Regions from separate parts of the Homo sapiens genome. Here region 2 is linked to region 1. A link is a loop called in an ENCODE intact Hi-C map of the cell type or tissue named here. Cell type or tissue: PC-3. All regions are shown on one strand. Region 1 has its middle 83 kb from the start of LINC01814. Region 2 has its middle 120 kb from the start of LINC00299.

Evidence for each region. Peaks named below come from ENCODE experiments on the same cell type or tissue, not always from the same donor. Only the 100,000 strongest peaks of a DNase experiment are listed, where the experiment ranks them.
Region 2: it touches region 1 in a loop (5-fold over the local background); 2 of 110 quality-filtered maps call a loop at or near these places.

Annotation. Positions count from the first base shown.
Region 1 is chr2:8,499,517-8,502,016 of GRCh38, forward strand. No RefSeq gene overlaps it. Among named protein-coding and RNA genes, the nearest start is that of LINC01814, 83 kb to the right of the region's middle. In PC-3, no CTCF peak of the experiment used is centred here; a DNase peak (open chromatin) is centred at 1,275; H3K4me3 peaks cover 365 bases; H3K27ac peaks cover 577 bases.
Region 2 is chr2:8,446,656-8,449,155 of GRCh38, forward strand. No RefSeq gene overlaps it. Among named protein-coding and RNA genes, the nearest start is that of LINC00299, 120 kb to the left of the region's middle. RefSeq lists an enhancer at 445-1,644. In PC-3, no CTCF peak of the experiment used is centred here; DNase peaks (open chromatin) are centred at 276 and 1,186; H3K27ac peaks cover 2,127 bases.

The sequences.
Region 1 (2,500 bases):
AGTCATGATCGCTAATTTGTGGGCTGCTCCTAGGAACTAAATGTCATCCTGCAAGCCCAGTGCATGGCACATAGTAAGTGATCAATATACTGTAGCTATTGATGCTCTTTTCTGTTGATACTCGTGCGATCTCTGCTGCCTACACATTTGTGTGGAGTGTGAAGTGGAAAGCCAAAAGAACAGGAGAGAGGAAAGCCAACTGGCGTCCTGCGCTTGACAGCACAGACCCCAGTGAGGCAGCCCTTCTTATGCTGGAAGGGGCCCCGGTCACATCACACGCTGCCTTGGGAAAGCATTGTTCCTATCACATGAGCCAGGTGAGAGGGGAGGAGAACACACAGGAGCAGCCACGCAGTTTCCTTCGGGAAATTAACAAGCGCTTCACAGTCTCTGCATAGCCATAAAAGAACCTCTGCAATCCCCTTCGGACCTGTGAGCTGCCAGAGGGGTCTTCTTGAGCCTCGGGGCTCATGGCTGGCCTCAGCCTCCAGAAGTAGAACTTGATGCCCTTGGGCCAGCTGGCTTCTGGTTTCCCCAAGGCACCAGCCCTCTGTACTCCTCAGATCCCGCTGCTGCCATGTGACAGCTTCAGGAGCCAGGCCTCACCTCCCTCCCAATTAGTTCATTGTGGGAAGGCCCCTGACACAAACAGGGATCCCATGCTACTGTCCTTTGCTCAGCACATCCCTTAAATGTGGCCCCCATGTGCCCCGAACCTTTAAGAGAAGCTGGGGCTGGCTGTCTCTGTGCTCCCTAGCGCCCAGCACCCTCTGTCCCAGCCCTCACACAACTACATCATCACCACTCCCTCACTCTGATGTCCCCTCCTAGGCCTAGAAGGCCCTAAGAGCAGGAGTTGCATTTTCTAATCCACGTATTCTAACCAATGTAGATGCTGGATAAATGAGTGAAAGAACACAGGGAGGGAAGGCAAGGAGGGAAGGAGGGAGGGTGAAATGAAATAGAGGTTCCTAGAAGGTGGATCGCCTTTCTGCCTGTGATCTCTGCTCGTCTTGTTCCTGTCTGTTGCTGAGTCCTTGCCAACCAAGCGCTGCAATTCACCACCTGCGTACCCTTCTTTTCCTCTACAACTGAGGGAAGAGACTTGTTAGGATAGTTCTGACCTAGTGTATTTAACCAGAGAAAGAAATTACCTCTCACTTCCAAGTGTTTCTTGACATAATCCTTTGGCAAACAGTTTGTTAGAAGCCACGAGTAACAGAACAGCGAGCCTGTGTACTCAGGCTGTTGAGCAAACCTTGACCTGAGTCACTAGAACTGGAAGACAGTTCCAGTTTTTTGAATGTGAGCAGCTGTAGCTCAAATTTCAGCAGGCTAGAGGAGGTGGGCAGGAACATCAAAACATGGGATTCTTAGGACTAAACTCCTAAGTCCCAGGTACTGAGAACCTGAGCCGCAGGTAGTACACACCTGAGTGCCAGGTAATGCAGGTGACGCACACCTGAGCCCCAGGTAATGCAGGTGACGCACACCTGAGCCCCAGGTAGTACAGATGATAATGCACACTTCAGCCACGGGTAGCAAAGGCAGTTCACAACTGAACCCCAGGATACTGTACACCTGAGTCCCAAGTGTTGTAACCCTGAGTCTCTGGGTGCTGTGCCCCTGGCTGCCAGGGGTCTATACCTCTTGAGTCCTGGGGTGCTGCAGGCTTGATGCCTACCGGATAGTAAGTCATTTCACCAGAGAACCCACACTTCAGAGTCTGACAGTCCGAGACGCACTGTCACAACTCTTGCTCATGTGATTCTCACCACAGTCCTGTGAGCTATTGCCATCACTTCCACTTTACATAAGGGGAAACGGAGGCCCAGGGAACTTAAGCAGCTTACCCAACAGCACCTGTAAGGGGCTGACAGCGCCAGGACATCAGTCCAGGCCTTTGGATTCCAGACCTCACATTCTGCCTGCCTGAGCCACTCACTCATCCTGCTGATGAGAATATAAGTCGGCACACACTTTGAAAAGGCGCTTATAGCCATGTATAGCCAAAGGACTTGAAGTAAATATGTTCAGTACTTTGACCTGTTAAGTACCTTCTGGGAAGCCATCCAAATGAAATACCCCAGAATATGGGGAAAAAAACCTTTCTACACAAAGATGTTCATTGCTTTATTACTTATTGAGAATATACTATATTCTAAAAACTTGCAAATTGTCTAAAATATTCAACAACAGGAAAGTGGCAAGTACATTAAAATATGTACATTAAACTATGCATTTATTTAAAAGACGCTATTTAGAAAAATACAGTAAAAATGTGGGAAAATAGATTAAAACTTTAAATGAGGACAGGAGGCTGCAAACCTGGATGTATACTATTATTCAAATATATATTATTATTCTACAAATTTATTTAAAACCATTTATTGAGCACCATCTGCATACCAAATGCACTCTACAGGTATTAAGGATAAAATGGAAAATGAAAAAAAAAAACTTAGACTCTATCTACTGAAGCCTACAATCAATGGGTAAT
Region 2 (2,500 bases), 53 kb before region 1:
TTGATGATATGCTAAACAAGGGGTGGATTATTCATGCCTCCCCTTTTTGGACCAGATAGGGTAACTTCCTGACATTGCCACGGCATTTGTAAACTGTCATGGCGCTGGTGGGAGTGTAGCAGTGAGGACGACCAGAGATCACTCTCATCACCATCTTGGTTTTGGTGCGTTTTGGCCAGCTTCTTTACTGCAACTTGTTTTATCAGCAAGGTCTTTGTGACCTGTATCTTGTGCCAAATTCCTATCTCATCCTGTGACTTAGAATGCCTTAACCTTCTGGGAATGCAGCCCAGTATGTCTCAGCCACATTTTACCCAGCTCCTATTCAAGATGGAGTTGCTCTGGTTCAAACACCTCTGACACTTACAAAGGTATGACCTTTAGCCAATTGCTTAAGCACTGTCAGGCTCAAATTCCTCCTCTGTCAAATGGGAACAACAGCACCTAGCTCACCTGATCACTGGGGAATTAAAAGGTCTCAGGAACACAAAACACTCCACATAGTGCCTGGTCTGTTGTCAATATTTGATAAATGCCACTTAATGATAATAGTGATTATAATAAGGCTAGCAGTAATATTAAACCATAACAATCATGTTGAAGGGGAAGATGGACTGAGGGAAAGAAATATCCCTGTGGGAATTCAAGTCAGGAAACAAAAAAGTAGCTGTTCTTGAGCTCGTTCAAGTAATACATGCAAAATAAAAGACAAATTATCAAAGTAAAAGGTTAATGGGGATTATTCCTGAGTGGTAGAATTATGCTGATTTTCTTTTCTTTTGGATTCTCTGTATGTAAAACTTTCTACAAAGAAAGTATTTTACTTTACTAATTAAGAGATAATTTTTTTTTTTAATTCCTCCCTTAGGTGACCGCAGTTCACAGAATTTCAGAACCGGAAGACACTTTAAGTACCATCTACTCCAACCTCATCACTCTACTGATGAAGAACCAGAGCATCCAGAATGGAGTGCTGTCCCCACTGGATCCTGCAGGGAAGGACCCCCAGAGCCCAGGGGTCCCCACAGCCTCACAATGTAATTGGAATTAGACTCAAGGCACAGTCATCTGGGCATCTCCAAGGACTAGATCTTGGTTCTCTCCTTTTATCCCAGATATGTGTCATAGTGCCTGGCACATGGTAGGATGGCAGTAAATATTTGTTGAATGAATACACATATGAATATGAGTCACTTGTGCTCCCATAAGCGTTAGAAGACAAGCAAACAGCTCTGAAAGCAGCAGTTAGTCTCCTGGGGGTATCTGAGAAAGCTTCCTAGGAAGGAAATAGCAAAATCAGGTCCCAGAAGGTGAGTTCAAGTGAGTTCTGTCAGAAGCGTCTGAACCAGAGTGACTCCATCTTGAATACAGGCTGGGTAAAGTGAGGCTGAGACCTGCTGGGCTGCATTCCCAGAAGGTTAGGCATTCTAAGTCACAGGATGAGACAGAAGGGTGGCACAAGACACAAGTCACAAAGACCCCACTGATAAAACAGGATGTGGTAAAGAAGCTGGCCGAAACCCACCAAAACCAAGACAGTCATCCTCAATGCTCATTATATGCCATTATAAAGCATCGCATGCTAAAAGACACTCCCACCAGTGCCATGACCATTTACAAATGCCATGGCAATGTCTGGAAGTTACCCTACATGGTCCAAAGGGAAGAGGAACCCTCAGTTTCAGGAAATCCCCACCACTTTCCAGGAAAACTCACCAACAATCCATTGTTTCCCATATGATCAAGAAATAACTATTAAAATCGCCAACCAGCAGCCCTCAGGGCTACTCTGTCTAGGGTACTCCATTCTTTTATTTCTTTGCTTCTCTGATAAACTGCTTTCACTTTACTCTGTGGACTTGCCCCAAATTATTTCTTGCATAGGATCCAAGAACCCTCTCTTGGGGTCTAGATCAGGACCCCTTTCCGGTAACAGTTCCAGACCAAGCAAACAGCCATGGAATGAAAACACACTTGGAGTTTGGGGAAGAGGCTACCATCCTCATCTGGCAAAACCTAAGGTCTGTGCAGGAAAAGGTGCATGCAAAGAAGCAGGAAAGGAGAAGTGGCCAGAATGGACTTCCATTCTTTCATTTATTTCTAGGCCACCTTCCAGGCCAGCTGGTTATTTGTGAGAATGACATAAAATACATTGCTAATAGCTGAAAATGGTTTAATGTTTTTGTTTTTTTTCTGTGCAGGTAACATTTTCATTTTCACCCCCAGGGCCTCTCTGACTTCACCCCTCCTCAGGAGAGAATTGCAGGTAATTAGGGCTGTCAGCGGGAGGGATCTCAGGGTGGGATCAAATCACCTCCCCTGACAGCTGACTTCCCCACCTGCCAACAGCCCACCAGGGAGACCATAAAAGATAACCCCACACACGCCCTGCCAGCAAGCACCCAACCCAGCCCAGTCCCACCCTCTCCAACAAACATGCTCCGGGGGACAATTTTATGATGGATTTTTTTCATTTAAAGCTAATCACATTATCCATTTC